3 separate regions of the Mus musculus genome follow, and all the other regions are linked to region 1. A link is a loop called in an ENCODE intact Hi-C map of the cell type or tissue named here. Cell type or tissue: heart. All regions are shown on one strand. Links, peaks and the distances in the headings refer to the core of each region. The heading gives the core; the rest is flanking DNA.

Region 1 (5,351 bases), core at 216-5,215:
TACAGTGTTCTTAGATAAGCCCATACCCAAATAGATAGGCTTTTCTTATTCTTTCTCAATCATTTGGTTCTCTCATTACAATCATTTCTGAATCACTGTTCTCAAAATCTGTTAATAAATTGTGATTTTTATGAAAAGTCAAAAAAAAAAAAAAAAAAGAGGTGACCATTGGAAGTAACAGGTGCCAATCAGCTTGGCTTGACAGTGGGCCCAGTGGATGGGTATGAAAACATCAGAGGGCTTGGGGTAGGGCTCAGCTGGGAGAGTGGCTAGCATTCATGATTCCTGGGGTTTGACCCTCTGCAGGCATAAAGCAACAGGCGTAGGGGCCTCTACCTGTAATCCCAGCACTTAGGAGGTAGAGGCAGGAGGGTCAGCTCCAGGTTGCCCTTAGTCACTTTGTAAAATCAAGGGCGGCTGGGCTATGTAAGTCCTGCTTCCAAAAAAGGGTAAGTAAATAATAATAACAACAGGTTGGCCAGAGAGAGGTGCAGTGCTGATCAAGTGCTTCTGAGCGTGCTTAAGGCCCTGGGCTCTGTTTCTAGCACTATAAGCAACGAGAGAGAGAGAGAGAGAGAGAGAGAGAGAGAGAGAGAGAGAGAGAGAGAGAGAGAGAGAGAAGAGGGGCTGGAGAGATGTCTCAGCAGTTAAGAGCACTGACTGCTCTTCCAGAGGTCCTGAGTTCAATTCCCAGCAACCACATGGTGGCTCACAACCATCTGTAATGGGACCTGTTGCCCTCTTCTGGGATGTGGATAGCAACAGTATACTCACATTCACAAAATAAATAAATAAATCCTAAAAAAAAAATCCTCCTTCCCTTCCCTCACTCCCTTTCTCACAACAGTCTCGGGTTTGGCTTAGAGATTGTTGTCCTCTAGCAGTAATCAATAAATCTTTTTTTAAAAAGAAAAAAGAAAGGAAAGAAGAGAGAAAAAAGAACATTAATTATATATCTTAATTCTATTAAATTTTCGTCAACTATACGTCAGAAAAGTGATTAAAGGGGAAACGGGCTGGGAATAAAAACCAAGAGTTAAGAAATGGGGTCAGGGGCTGGTGAGATGGCTCAGTGGGTAAGAGCACCCTACTGCTCTTCTAGACTGCTCTTCCGAAGGTCCAGAGTTCAAATCCCAGCAACCACATGGTGGCTCACAACCATCCATAACAAGATCTGACTCCCGGGCTGGAGAGATGGCTCTGTGGTTAAGAGCACTGACTGCTCTTCCAGAGGTCCTGAGTTCAATTCCCAGCAACCACATGGTGGCTCACAACCATCTGCAATGGGGTCCGATGCCCTCTTCTGGTGTCTGAAGACAGCTACAGTGTACTTACATATAAATAAATAAATCTTAAAAAAAAAAAAAAAAAAAGAAATGGGGTCAGCGTCATCTGCTGCCGCTCCAGCCACTTCCCCCCATGACATGTCTGTTGGCCTATGTATCAACCATGAGTGAGGTGTCTGGGACACAAAGGAGCCAGATGGGCCAGGGTGCCTGCCCTCTGGAGCCCATAGCCTGGGTTCAGTACATACTCACTTCCCCATGAGTGGGTGCTCTACCAATCAATCATGTCACCTTGGGGACCAGGATCCAGCCTCAGCCCTTGTCCCTTTTACTGTGTATCCTCATCTAACAAAGGTCTACTGACAGCAAGCAGGCAGCCTGCTTCTGTATGTCCTACACCTTGGCACTGCCCTGCCCAATGCCCTCCCCAGCCATTGACCCTGTCTCCCCAACAACACCAAGTATCTCCCTCTAGGACCAGTCATAGGCAGGCCATAAAGGCATTCTGAAATTTGTTTCTTCTTTTGTTCATTACTTAGTATTTTCATATGTTTATGTGCTTGTCTGCATGAGTTCATGTGCACCACAGGGACCCAAGGAGGCCAGAAGAGGGCATCAGATCTCCTAGAACTAGACACATAGGAGCTTCTAAGCCACTAGATGGGTGCTGGGAACCAAACCCAGGTCTTCTTCAAGAGCAGTCAGTGCTCTTAACCACTGAGCCACCTCTCCAGTCCCTTATTTCCTCTTTTAAAAAAAATTATTTATTTATTTATTTTATGTGCACTGGTGTTTTGTCCACATCTTGTGTATATCTTGTGTGAGGGTGTGTCAGATCTTGGAGTTATAGACAGTTGTGAGAACCCGGGTCCCCTGCAAGAACAGTCGGCGCTCTTGACCACTGAGCCATCTCCCCAGCCCCTTGTCTCCGTTCCTAATGCCCTTTCCTGACCTCGCGGTTTTGTTCACATCTCATTATGTCCTTGTTGGGTCTCTTTGCTGGAGGATTCATTCAAAGGCTTCTCCCATGATACAGGGACATCGCTAAACGATAAAGTGCTTGCTGACCAGTTTGCTGTGTTCTGGTGAGACACGGGCACGAGACAGTCTACATAGAACTCAGGCTCCATCTTCAGCGGAGGGAGAGAGACCCTCCAGCAGAGGGCAGGAAGGAGGGAAGAGCTGGAAAGAAGGAAACCAAAGACAATCTCCCATAGTCTCTGCCCCGCTCAAGCTGACTCTCTACTCTCTTTTCCAAACCCAACCCCAAGTACGTTCTCATCTTCACCGTTCCTCCAAATCTCACACTGCTAAGGCTGCTGATAAATCTGCCCTGTTCTTCATCAACCGGTCACAAGCTTCGCCCAGCCTGTCTCCACAGCACCGTGCCTCACCCAGTTGAGACATGACATTCCCCTGCCTGTTTCTCCTCACACAGCCGTCACCCCTCCTCGGCCTCCCCTACCGTTCCAGCTACCCCTGCATTTCCACAGAGGCCCTGGAAACCCCTCTATCCCTCTCCTCAGGCCAGGAGAATCCAACAGTTCTCTGACTGTCTTCGCCAAGCTGCTGATGCTCAGGGCGTGTGCAGAGCTGTAGAGCTAGCCTTGAGCTCTTCCCCAAACGATGAATCCAGGAGACTGCTTTGTGGCTGTTGCGTTCTCATAGTCAGTGGATGCGTGGGTGATTTTATGAATGGAGACCTCAATTCCCCGTATAAAAAGATTTTTTAAATGGAAGCAAGGCAGTAGAGAAGCAAATCTTTTGTAGTAACAAGATGTCCTGACTGCCTCTGCACACGCTGGGGGTGGACACTTTTATTAGCTCTTTCCTACTTTTATTGGTATGGAGGAAAGGAAACTCCAATAGCGTTCAGAACCCTCTCTGGCCAGCAGAGGGAGCCAAATGATCGTCAATCCTGTACAGGGTTTGGGATGCCAGGCTGTATGTAGCAGAATACCAGCTCTTAATGTAATTTGAGAGTCTTCGATGCGTGTTTAAAAGCACTAACCATGCTCATTATAGAGTGCCCGGAGGCTCCACGAAGCTCCTGCTGCACTGAGGACTTAAAATCCTCCACAAGCGTGTAACAATACCCTTAGAAGCTGGCCAGTCCTTACGGCCTGCAGTCTTCTTGCTCGCCCCGGAAAGCGGGTGTCCTTAAGCCCTCTGCAGCTGACCAAGTCACAGGCCTAGCAAATGGTGCCATCAAGAGTTGAGCCACAAACCGAATGCCACCTCTGTCTAGCCTGCACCAGACTTTTCAGACTTTGATCCACGATTATCAGATTGGATTGCGCATATGCACCACCAGGAACTTTATTTACAGCGGGAGCTTTTTACAGGGGCCTTAGCAGCTGAGGCTGCCTATGTGGCACACGGGGCAGAGCTGAGGCTCTCTGCTCCTCACCAGTGCCCTGGCATTGCCAAGCTGTTAGCCCTTGTGCCCCACACAGTGGAGCAGAGCCCATGATTGCTCCCGCCTCTCCAGCTCAGGCTGGTGAGATGCAGGTTCCTATTGAGGCTGACACGCCTGTTACATGGGACAGATGCCAACCCCAGAGACACAAGATACACAGGGGATGACGCTTACAGACGATCGGAGGGTCGGTATTGACTACAAAGTGAAAAGTTCCCGAATCCTTCTTAAATAGCTCTTAGCTACTTCCATATTGTTTCCTGGTTGAAAGCAGGGGTGTCTTTGAACCCCCGAGATGGGCAGGGGCGGAGGGGAGGCCTGATGTCTTCGTCCCTCTCATCCCACAATCTTTGGTTCCCACAGATTTATTTCTGGGAAGTCCAACGGAGGAACCTCACAGAGAGGGTGAAGACTCTCTTCTTGGCTGAGAACAGCGTGAAACTCAAGAACCTGACGGGCTACACAGCCTACATGGTCAGCGTGGCAGCCTTCAATGCTGCGGGGGATGGGCCGAGGAGCACCCCGACCCGGGGCCAGACTCAGCAAGCAGGTAGGGAGAAGTCTCTTGGGGAGGTCAGGGTTTGGGGGACAAACTGGTGTCCACGTCTGGTGTCGGAGCTTTCACGCAGCCGGGGAACTGGGTTCGGATACCCAGGCCCCACTTCCAGATGCCCTGTGGAAAGAAAAGCCCAGCCTGCAAAGAAGGCTCTATGTGTCCATAAAAAAAAGAAAAGAAAAGAAAGAAAAAAAGAAACTCTCACTGGGAACCTTGAGAAAGTCCCCAGATCTCACCTAGCCTGTTCTGCCCACCTTGTCTCAGCTTTTGGGACAGCCGCCACTCCCCGCCCCTGTTTGGCTTTCTCCTCCTTTCTTGTCTCCTTGCCTTTGCTCAGCACACCCCGCGTTCATTGTCTTCTGTGAGCCCACACTTTTGCTTCACACTGGTGATGAAACAATGATTTTTTTTTTAAAAGTAAGTCTGTGTCCTGCTGAGGCCAGGGGACAGGACATAAACAAGCACAGCACAGATGAGCTGGCTGGGGGGTAGGGGGAGCTAAGGGGAGCAGGGTGTGGTTCACAAGATGGCTGGCTACACCTGAGCTGAGCTTTGAGCCAGAGGAGACCAGCTGTGGGAAGTTCTGGAGACAAGCAGGAAGCCGGAAGCAGGATTCCTGTCAGAAGGACCAGCAGGTGCAGAGGCCAGGAGGCTGGAGGGGATTCGAGGGACAGACCCCGGTGTTGACAAGAGAGGTGGAGTGAGGCCCGATTCCCAAGGGTCTGGAGAACAGGATTTGTGTTGAGTGTGATGGGGAGACTCAGAGGGTTGGAGCGGTTAAGAATTAGAACTCTGCCTCAGTGGTTAAGAGTACTGGCTGAGCTGGGCAGTGGTGGAACACACCTTTAATCCCAGTACTCAGGAGGCAGAGGCAGGCAGATTTCTGAGGCTAGCCTGGTCTACAGAGTGAGTTCCAGGACAGCCAGGGCTATACAGAGAAACCTTGTCTCAAAAAAAAAAAAAAAAAAAAAAAAGCACTGGCTCTTAAAAACCCGGGGTTCAATTCCCAGCACCCACGTGACAGCTCGTAACTGCCTGCTACTCCAGTTTCAGGGGACCTGATACTCTCACACAGGCATGCAGGCAAGCA
Region 2 (5,351 bases), core at 181-5,180, 60 kb after region 1:
ATGCTGTGTTTTATAAAAAAGAACAAGAAGCCAGGGTTATGTTTGGTGGAGGCGCGGTATGGTGTGGGGAAGGGGGTGCCTCTGCGGGCCCATGCTGAGGCACCCCTTCCCCCTGAGGGACCAGCCACACGATGGTATAGTATGGAATAAAGTTTATTTAGGGCATAGGGAGGGGAGTTGAAGGGGTAGCAGAGACAGAGAAAGGCAGAGAGAGGAGAGAAGAGAGAAGAGAGGAGAGAGAGAGAGAGAGAGAGAGAGAGAGAGAGAGAGAGAGAGAGAGTGTAAAGGAGTAGAGGCCGGCCATAAACATGGGGGGGGGGAGAAAGAGAGGGAAGAGAGGGAGTAAGAAGAGCGAGAGAGGACTCCTTTTTTTGTTTGTGTTTTTTTTTTTTTTTAAAGATTTATTTATTTACTATATGTAAGTACACTGTAGTTGTCTTCAGATACACCAGAAGAGCGCACCAGATCTCATTACGGGTGGTTGTGAGCCACCATGTGGTTGCTGGGATTTGAACTTCAGACCTTCGGAAGAGCAGTCGGGTGCCCTTACCCACTGAGCCATCTCACCAGCCCCCTGTTTGTGTTTTTTGAAGACAGGGTTTCTCTGTGTAGCCCTGGCTGTCCTGGAACTCACTCTGTAGACCAGGCTGGCCTCGAACTCAGAAATCCGCCTGCCTCTGCCTCCAGTGTGCTGGCATTAAAGGCGTGCACCACATTGCCTGGCAAGAGATCCTTTTATAGTGAGTCTGGCACACCTGGCTGTTGCCAGGTAACTATGGGGTGGAGCCTAGAAGGAATGTCAACAGGTGCTGTACCCATTTGAGAGATGGGAAGGCTTGTGGGCCAGTGAGGGGCAGAGTTGAAAGCCAGAGGCAACACAACTCTCTCCTACTGGTTTGCCCTAGTGCCCTGTTACAGCTACCTCTGACCCACAGACCTGACTCCGACACTGTTGTCTATTCTAAACCACATTTCTCTTTCATCTTGACAACCTCCAGGTGAGGGACCCATACAAGGACAGTCAGAGTAGGGGGAGGAGGTATAAATTCCCCATGGTAACCCAATCACGGTCAGAACCCCAGGGATATCCCCATCCCAAGTTACTTTGGACCCCGTGTTTTAGTTTCACTAATTTTGACATCTCTTTTGGTTGGTGGTGGTGCTGGGCTTGAATTGAACCAGCCTCGTGCTCCGCAGCCGGAACTGGACCCCTAGACCAGACACTGAACTTTTTTTTTTTTTTTTTTTTTTTTTTTTGGTTTTTTGAGACAGGGTTGTTTCTCTGTATAGCCCTGGCACTCACTTTGTAGACCAGGCTGGCCTCGAACTCAGAAATCTGCCTGCCTCTGCCTCCTGAGTGCTGGGATTAAAGGCGTGCACCACCACTGCCCAGCGACACTGACCTTTTAGGTTTGATTTTCACACAATATGGACAGTTTGAAGTTTTCATGGATAGACGGGGAGATGGGGGAGAGGTCGGGGATGGGGTGGGATCCTGAGAGACAGGGTTTCCAGAGGACAGTGAAGGAGCTGAGGGACCGTGAGGCAACTCTGGGGAAAAAGGAGGCTGAGGCCTACACCACCCCACCCCCACTTCCTTTAAGTAGTTAGGGAACTTTCACTTTGGGTTGGCTCCGTTTCCTCTTTATTGACTATTTCGCCCCTGGCTTTTATTGCTTTTAATGATCATTCATAGGTGGGGCTTCCTCTACCCAAGCACGCGGGATTTAATTCCGGGAGGTTCCCTGGGAGGGTACTTAAGAGCCCATGATCACCAGACAGAGCTATCAAAGCCAGGTCACCTTGCTGAAAAGTTCCTCCACTGCTCAGACCGGGTCTGGACTCGGGCGGACCTGCTTCTCCCGCCCTCCAGATGGAGAGGGAATCCACGGAGCCCAAGCTCCTGCTCGTGGTCCAGAAGTGGGTAACGTCCTGGAGGGAGTTGTTTTCTTACCATTGTTCAAAACTGGAAGAGCCAAGAGAGAGCTTCCCCTTGGTTCCTGGGGAGGGGATGTGCTCCTGTTTCTGCGGACCGCACGTCGGTTCCGCGGCAGAGCACTGGGGGCTGTGGGGCGCGACTCCTCAAAGCAAGACCTGCTCTGTCTACCCTACTAGGAGCTTGTGGGGGGCGTCTCAGGCTTTTAGATTTGAACCTGGGAGGCCAAGCAGCCGAGTTGAGTTCCGTGGCAGTCATTGGCTGCTGCGACGGAGTGACATCAGCGCGGAGGGAAATGGGAGGGAGGGCTGGGAGGAGCCTGGGAGGGGAGTGTCCTAGCTTCTAGCACACTCGGAGCCCCGGGAGCCAGAGGAAACAAACGCCGGCGCTGCCATGGGTCGCCAGCCTTGCCGAGGCGCCAAGCACACCGAGGGGAGCGTACAGCCGCACCTGGTCCGCGCTCGGGGAGCTGGGGACCGAGGTAGGCGACGAGCATCCGTTTGTGGCCCAGTGGCCGCGTGAGGCCTGGGTAGGCTCGAGACCCCTGGTGACGTGGAGAAGGTAGAAAGACCCGGGGATGGGGAAGATGAGGACCTAGGAGCAGGGCGCGCGCGCACACAAACACACCCCTCTGTGCCCAGCGTGGGTAGGCATGCCTGGGACCAGACCCAGAGTCACATACCGTGTCCCAGAAAATCATTTGCGGAGGAGGGGGTAACAACAGGGCTCAGCGTCGCCAGTACGCCCCGATCTGGCCACGGGGACTGTTCGGGGTGGGGTGAGTGGGCAGGTTTTAAAGGTCCACCCCCTCGCGCAGGAATGGGGTGTGTGTTGCCGTGGGCAGGCACACAACAATCGGCGGCGGTCGCCCCGAGGGGGGCGTGTGCGCACAGACTTCTCCATGAATAACCGCTGAGTTCGTCGGTAGTGGTAGAGGGGTGTACGCGTGCTCTCCCGTGTACACACACTGCTTTAGGCGCCACCCGGTGTCGCCCGGCCGGGGAGAAAGGAGGGCAAGAGCCGGCTGGAAGGCAATAGCCTAAAGAGCAAATACTCCCCGCCCGTCGGAGCCCTTCCTTCTCCCGCCCCGCCCGCCTCCCTTGGAAGACTTGGAGGCCAAGGCCGCAAGAGGCGCAGGGTGGGGCTGGGCCGAGCTGGCGGTCCCTTAGAAACCTGGGACGAGGCTTTACGCGGGGGGACCTGCGCGCGCGCCCGGTACGTCCGAAGCATGGGGCTCGAGGCTTTTTCAGGGGCGAGTAGGTAGCGGTTGGTTAATGATTTAACCGCTGGCTTGGGACGTTGAAGGCTGCGATCCTGATCTCTGGCTCCTCCCCATTCCTGGAGCGCCCCCAGCCGGAGGAACAAATCTGCCCTCCTGTGTCTGTGGCGTCGTCTGCTGGAGCTGCCTTTCCCCTTTGGGGGACCCCTGGTTGCTGTGGGTGAGTGTCCTAGACTGGCGGGGTGGATGGCGGTTGAGCTTCCTGGGAACAGACCGTAGGACTTGCGTGTGTGCCTGCGGGGGGAGGGGCGCTCCCTCTCTGTTAACTCAAACCAGGTTCCTTGTGTTTGCCCAATGAAATACTGCGGCCTGGGCTTCGGAAGTTTTCTTTTTCTCCCGGGGAGAATGAAAAGGAAATACAATGCTTTCTCTTTTCTTCTTGGCTGGGAACTTCTCCCTCCCCCCCCTTCACCCACCCTCCAACAGTCTCACCTCTTGCAATCTGACCGGCTCCCACGTCTCTCCCTGGGCCGACAGCTCCCATTCTTTGCCCAGGTAGTTGAGCCGTTGAATGAGGAAAGCTTCCTTGTGGGTGTCTTTACTTTGAAACCTCTTGTCCATTCTCGCTGGAGCGGTTGGGATACTTTTCATCCTTACCCCCAGCAACCATCTGGACCCGAGATCTGGGGAGCATAAACAATGAGAGGCCCCTGGCAGGGGGCCTCTGCCTTGCAACTTCTTTGCCCTGTCTGGGTTTCCAGTAACGCCTGCAGCAGCCTCTCCCGCCCCTTTCTGAGGCCTGGCTGGAGGAGGGGGGGACCACCAGTGGGATGGAGTGAATTTTAAAGAACAAAGAACAGGGCCCACAGCATGGGGAACCTTAGCTACAGGTTTCTCCCAGAACTGGGGAGGTGGGGTTGGAGGGACGTGCTGGAGCAGAGCCAGGCCTCTGGGCAGCCCAAGGGCAGTTGGCAATAGTGGGGCATCACTAGAGACCGGGAAGCTACTATGCATGTCAGGGAGCTGATACAGGGCTGAGTGTGGGAGGGACCATGTGCTACCAGCCCTGATCAGCTGCCTGTATGTGACTACTGATTAATGTGGTTTATCTCCTCTGTGAACAGGGACTTTGCCCCTTAACTATTTCCCACTGAGTGGAACCTTGGGAGATACGGGCGGGAGGAGAGCTTCTCAGCTCCTGGTGATCGATCTTAGCGCGGACTTTAAGGAGCTGGATGCTAAAGCGAGCCTGCTCCCAAAGCAGTATTGATGTGGGGGTGTCTCGGCCCCTCTGGTAACTTCTCGGGGTTTGCAGGACCCTTTGCTCATGCTGTCTGTATGCTCGTGCTGTTCCTCTGAGCACTTCTTCCATTTTGGGGGGGGGGCTCCTGTCTCCCTCTCTTTTGAACCCTCCTTTCCCCCCTCAGTTTGTGGCTCGCATATGCCTGCTTTCGAGTTCTTGTTCTGATCCTGTGTGTGCGCCCAGCCTTCTTTTGAAACTGACCATCCGAGCTTCCCAGCAGGAAGTCGCAAGCAAAGGGAGAGTTTCCCTGTGTAAAGCTGTGGTCCCAGGGGTGGTCTCCTGCTGACCTGTAAAGGGATCCTAGACCCTCCCTTCAGAGCTTTCTCCAGGAAGGCCTGGGTCGCTCGTGGTTCAGCAACACCCTCCCCCACCCCTCCCCCACCCCTCCGCAACTGCAACTGCTTTCCCATGGCCTGGACAGGCCGTGCCCATCTGTGGCAGGCATGGTGTTTGATGTTGGTGTCTCCTTCTCTTCCTCTTTTCCTTTATCCCTGCCTCCTGCTTCCCTTGAAGTTTGGATGGAATTGGCAGGGGAGGGGCGTCTGCAAGTCAGCATCCCGGATGGCCTCGGAGGAGCGGAGGAGCGGCTCCAGCTGTTCTGGTTGGGACATCCATGCCACCGTCTCAGCCCCACAGACACTTAGGCGCTTGCCCCTGCCGGGGGAGGGAGGACTCTGCCCCTCAGAAGAACAGAGGCGCTGGGTTGATGCCAGCGATAAGGCTGGGGAGTGGAGGGGGTTGAGCAATCTCACCCTGGCAGTTGATCATGGACCTGAGCTATGGTTAGGTCCTCTTCTGACCGAAGGACCGGAAGCTTCCTCAGCCTTGGGAGAAGGGACCAAGTCCCAGAGCCAGGGCACACTTCAAGTGGTGGTTTAGCAGAAGGCCCTTGA
Region 3 (5,351 bases), core at 181-5,180, 110 kb after region 1:
ATGGTGGGGCACCCCTCTAATCTCGGCACTAGGGAGGCTAAGGCAGGAGAATCCGGGATTCAAGGCCAGTCTCAGCTACAGAGGAGTTCAAGGTTAGGCTGCACTACAGGAGACCTTGTCTAACAACAAGAAAGGAAATAAAAATTAGCATTCAAGTATGGTGGTGCACACCTTTAGCCCCAGCACTCAGGAGGCAGGCAGATCTCTTGAGTTTGAGGCCACAGTAAGTTTCAGGACATCCAGGGCTCCACAGTCAAACCCTGTTTCAAAACGAAGCCAACAAGGAGCTGGAGAGCTGGTTCAGTGTTCAAAGCACTTGTTATTCTTCCAGAGAACCTGCATTTGGTTCCCGGAACTCACAAGGCAGCCCACAACTGCCAGTCACTCCGGGGCGGATCTGATGCCCTCTTCTGGACCCCTCGCCTGCCACACACATTATGCACACACAACATGCAAGCAAAACACCCAGACACACACACACACAAATCCTTCAAGAAACAAGAAATAAAAATAAATAAAGGCTGCAGAGCCAAGCCCGTGTCAAGCCTGCGGCCTGTTAGTCTCAGTGACAGTTACCACAAAGGGAAAGCAATAGGATCCTGTTCCCCACTCCAGGCCTGGCCAGTCAACCCCCAGATGACTGTCAGGAATAGCCTTGAACGGAGCACCTCTCAGTCTCTGTTGGGCCCAGGCCAGGCCAGGCCTCCCCAAAGGAGATGTGTTTGGTACTGCCACTTGGAATGCTCACCGGTACCCCCCCCCCCCCCGGCCCCGACCCCCGCCATCTTCTTCCTACTCGCCTGCTCTTTATAACTTTTATTTTAGATGAAAATGTCATGGTAACTCCCAAAGGGGAAATCCTGCATCACTTGTTGGAAAGAGAAGGTCACTGTGTAAATAAAGCCACGAGGTTTAGAAGTCTGGGCCCTAAAATTACCTTGTGTGGTCAGGTCTCCTCCAGCCTCTGTCGGGGCCAGGTCCTGGGCTCGCTCTTACCACCCCTTTCATTCTGTCCCTCCCTCCTCCCCCTCCCTCCTCCCCATGGTGATTTCTCTAGCCTCCTTCCTTGGCTCCAGTGAACTTACCCACTTGAGAGCAGCTTCTTGATCAACCTGTGTTTAATATAAACCTAACTGGCTCATTTCACCTGTGGAGAACTAATTTATCAGATGGGGCTGTGTGTTATATTTCATAACACTGGGTACCTTGAAGGGGCAAAGTCTTTCTCAGGGCAGGGGAAGTTCGTCCCAGTCCAGCGTTCTAGACTGCCTTCTCCAAGGAGCCAGCCAGTGCCTCTGGCAGTTCATGAGGGTGCCTGAATGTCTTTCTAGAATAAACAGACGAAGTTTATCTGGAGGCTGGTCCCCATAAGTCACTGCCTAAAGCATTTTCACTTAGAAAGATCCCTTTAATCTTTCATCCCTGAGTCCCCGGGTTTGATGAGCAGATGTGGTCCTGCATGGGACCACTTTTGCATGCAAGTAATTATTTATGCGCAGATGTGCAAGCTCACCATCGTGATTTGCAATCTAAGGTTTTGCTCTCAACAGTGGGTGAATACCTCTAATATTACAAAAAGCAGCCGGGCGTGGTGGCGCACGCCTTTAATCCCAGCACTCGGGAGGCAGAGGCAGGCGGATTTCTGAGTTCGAGGCCAGCCTGGTCTACAGAGCGAGTTCCAGGACAGCCAGGGCTACACAGAGAAACCCTGTCTCGAAAAACCAAAAAAAAAAAAAAACAAACAAAAAAAAACAAAAAAAACTTATATGACTTATATGCTAGGTGGTACATGCCTTTAATCCTGGAACCTAGGAGGCAGTTGTCCTTAAAATATCATATGTGTGTATGTGTGTGTGTATCATCCCTCACACCTCCAGTACCCCCACTTGCTATGCAGACCAGGCTGCCCTCAAACTCAAGAGATTTGTCAGCTTCTGCCTCCCAAGGGCTGGAATTAGACTCTAGAGGAGTGTACCACCATGCTCTGCTTCGGTGTCTATTCTAAAAATACTACTGAACTGCAAGTGGTCTTGGGAGATGTGTAGCGTACACGAGGAGACCAACTGAAAGGGGTTGACCCCATGATGCAGCATCTATCTATAGTTGGCATCTGTGGTGGACTGAGACTTGGTGGAGATCCCGCTGTTTTGGAGTCAGTTAACTTCTGTAAGCAACACCTTACCCACGCTCTGTAAATAAGCTCAACAAACTCACGGGCATGCACATGTGCACGCACATACATTGTTGAGGCCTGGCAGCGCAGGAAAGAACATTTAGTAACTGTCAGGACTGAAAGGAGTAAAGGCCTGTGCAAAAGATGGGAGTGCAGGCTGGAGTGTTGCTGCCACCTGCTGGCCAAGATCTGGAACAGCAATGTGCAGCCCAGCAGGACAGACTGGTAGTTTTGAGTCCAGAAACACTAAGATGGCCTAGGATGTGCCAGTAAGCCCTTTTGTGAAAGGAGACAGGACAGATCACAGTCCTCTTCTGATCTAACTTAAGATCCTTGTTTGGCAGTTGCAGGCGGCCCGTGCCTCCAAGGCTGCCTCCTTGTAGAAATGCAGCTGACCAAGGCTTGGTTCACCGCATAGACACAGCCCAGCCCAAGCTCACCCCTAACGCAGTCCTTCTGAAAGGTTCCCTGGGGCCCAAATAGAACCTCTACTCTGTCCACGGTACTTTCTGCAAAACACCCCTGCCCTTCCTGGGACTCTGAAATGGTAGCGTGTTTCTAGTTGAGATAGATGACCAGAAGGTAACTTCCCCTTTCAGTGTTAGAGGCCTTCCAAAGATGGTGACAGGGGGAAGACAATTCCATGGCAGGGTCAAGGTAAATCAGGGCGGGGCTGTGGAAGTGTGAACCTGGTTATAGACAAAAGACCGATGGGCTTTTCAGGGAACTGCAGCAACAAGGAATGCCTGTTCCTGCACTTGAAGCCAGTTCTCAAGCTCCAGGACTGCCCGTGGTATAACCAAGGGTTCTGCAAGGAAGGTAAGAGCTTGCGAGACAGGGATAGGATGCCCGAGGGATGCGGGTGTTCCCGATGGAGATGCTCAGCAAGCAAGGAGTAACATTCCCCATGAAACTGGGCCATATAACTACCCCAGTGGAACGCCTTTCTGAGGTTGTCCGAGGCTTGTATGCCGGTGGAGAAATCTGAGACATTGGGAGACTCAGCCTGGTGTCGGCATGACAGGCTTCTCAGGGAAGGCTGTGAGATTCACACCCTATTCTCAGCGGGTGGATGTAGGACCTTGGCTGAGAAGACTAGTAGAAAGTCTAGTCCATGAGAGACACAGCTCCCAGGTGCTGAATGCCACCTAAATTCCACCCTTTCCCTGTCTCCCTCTCTTCCTGCAAACTTGGAAGGTTGTGTTCCCATGGGTCTCTGGGTCTTATCATATGTGTCCCGTGGGCCTCCGGGTGAGCGTCTTAGCACTGGGTTGGGAGTGGCTTGAGCATGCTCGCCATTCAGTACCTGCTTTATGCTGGGGGAAGGCAAACTGTGGGGATGGAACCCAGGGCCTGGAGCATGGTCCACCTGTGCTTTACCATCGAACCACATGTCCAGCCCTTACCTGAGCCAAGGTCTCTGCCCCATCTGTCTCTGGCTTCAGGGACATCAGCAATGTCCCTTACCCACCCCGTCTCCAGTGGAGAGCCTGCTACAGCCTGAGCTTTTCCTCATAGCTATTCGTGTATTCTTCCCTCTGGGTGAAGCAGACCCTCGCGGCCATTTGCTCTTTGTCTAGTAGGTCCCCTGTGTAAATACCGCCATGTTCATCAAGTACTGTGTCCCAACTACTTCACCGGCTTCTGCCCCGAGGGACCTCAGTGCCAATTTGGGCAGTAAGTATGATCCTTCTAGTCTCCAATCCACCGGAGTGCTGGCCCCTACCTTCTGGATCTAGATCCTGACATGATGTGATTCCCTTTGCCCTTGGTGGGAGGTCATCTAGCAAGTGTCTCCCTAGGGATTTTCGCTGCTGCCCCACCCTGGAGGTCTGGGTCCTGTTGGCTGAGTGGGCTCCAGCCTTCCCTGTTAACATGCATGTACTCTCAGGAAGGGGTGCAGGTGGGGGTGGGAGCAGGGCTAGCAGGCTATGGCCCACTCTAACACACACACTCGCGCCACCCCCTCCTATGTCTCCCTCTCCTCCCCTCAGCCCTAAGATGAGTCCTCCGTTCCATCCCAGTAATGTGAAGGTAAGTTAGCGCTCTGCTGTTCACATGAGGGCCTCTCTCTTTTGGCTCCCATACCTGTCTGTGCTTCCTCGAGCTATACTAGTCTCAGGAGACCCCACTCTTACACCATGCACCTGCATGCGGTAGCTCCTCTCAGCCTCTCTCAGCCCATGATGTCTGCACCTGGAAGGGTCACCCAGAGAGGCCTGCCTTCCTTTCTTTTCTTTAGCTGGGTAACACGGGGATGCTTTCTTTCTTCCTTGTTATTTTTATTTCTTTGTGTATATATATGTACATGCACACTTGCCACCGTGAATGTCTGCAAGTCAGAGGACACCTTGGAACAATTGGTTCTCTGCCGTCTGGGTCCTGAAGGTAGAACCCAGGCCGTCAGGCTCCCCTGCAACCGCTCTTACCAACCGAGCCATCTTGGCATCCCACACCAGTGGGGTTCACTGACAAACAAATCAGGACACAGTCCAAAGCCAGCTTTCTGAATGAAAACTATGACGAGTCATATATTTTCCTGGTCCCGAGGGGGAGACATCTTATCCCCATGGTTACCACGCATCAGTGAGAATTCACTTCAAGGCTCAGCAGGCTAATCATGCTCTCCGGACCACACCTCAGTGAACCACGGGTCCTCACTAGCCAGGCAGGTGTTCCAGAGCTACAGACGAGCATCCTAGCCTCTCTATGCTTGTTTGCTCTCCCTCCCTCCCTCCCTCTTCCCTCACCCTCAACCCCTCTCTTTTTAGAGATAAGTGTCTCACTATTTAGATTTGGTTGAGGCCTGGCTGGCCTGGGACCCTTGCTGTGTAAACTAGACTGGCCTGGAATTCAGAGATCATCTGCCTCTGCCTCCCCGGTGCTGAGATGAAGGTGTGTGCCACCACGCCTGGATAACGGCTTTCGATAACTAGGGCGATGCGAACAGTTTTTAAGAGGCTGCGAGGAGGGCATGAGAGGTGGTTCACAGTGGGTACTGCTCTTACAGAACCCCAGTTTAGTCCCAGCACCCGGGGGGATCTGATTCCTCTGACCGTTGTGAGCAACTGCATGTACTACTTGCACATACCACAACACGTACATACTCAGTTAAAAGGCAAAATGTTAAGAGGTTGCAGGGAAATGAGAAGACTGTTTTGTGATGTGGGATGGCCCT

The links. A loop is a pair of places that touch in the nucleus more often than their neighbours do. Peaks named below come from ENCODE experiments on the same cell type or tissue, not always from the same donor. Only the 100,000 strongest peaks of a DNase experiment are listed, where the experiment ranks them.
Region 2: a loop joins it to region 1, with 4 times the contacts of the local background. A loop is called at or near these places in 17 of 42 quality-filtered maps.
Region 3: it touches region 1 in a loop (9-fold over the local background); 39 of 42 quality-filtered maps call a loop at or near these places.

The regions. Positions count from the first base shown.
Region 1 is chr11:113,809,233-113,814,583 of GRCm38, reverse strand. Sdk2 (sidekick cell adhesion molecule 2) reads left to right here. Exons shown (of 45, transcript NM_172800.3): 37 at 4,069-4,255. Among named protein-coding and RNA genes, the nearest start is that of Gm51930, 7.8 kb to the right of the region's middle. In heart, for the core only: CTCF peaks have their summits at 2,426 (motif pointing right) and 3,176 (motif pointing right); DNase peaks (open chromatin) are centred at 3,193 and 3,828; H3K4me3 peaks cover 796 bases; H3K27ac peaks cover 1,563 bases.
Region 2 is chr11:113,748,754-113,754,104 of GRCm38, reverse strand. It overlaps Cdc42ep4 (CDC42 effector protein (Rho GTPase binding) 4), which reads left to right and starts at 2,290. Exons shown (of 2, transcript NM_001163346.1): 1 at 2,290-2,417. In heart, for the core only: a CTCF peak has its summit at 3,284; DNase peaks (open chromatin) are centred at 2,334, 3,184, 3,324, 5,044 and 3 weaker places; H3K4me3 peaks cover 3,745 bases; H3K27ac peaks cover 3,808 bases.
Region 3 is chr11:113,700,912-113,706,262 of GRCm38, reverse strand. Cpsf4l (cleavage and polyadenylation specific factor 4-like) reads left to right here. Exons shown (of 8, transcript NM_026682.2): 4 at 2,897-2,992; 5 at 3,754-3,850; 6 at 4,168-4,207. Among named protein-coding and RNA genes, the nearest start is that of Cpsf4l, 5.9 kb to the left of the region's middle. In heart, for the core only: a CTCF peak has its summit at 2,353 (motif pointing left); a DNase peak (open chromatin) is centred at 2,352.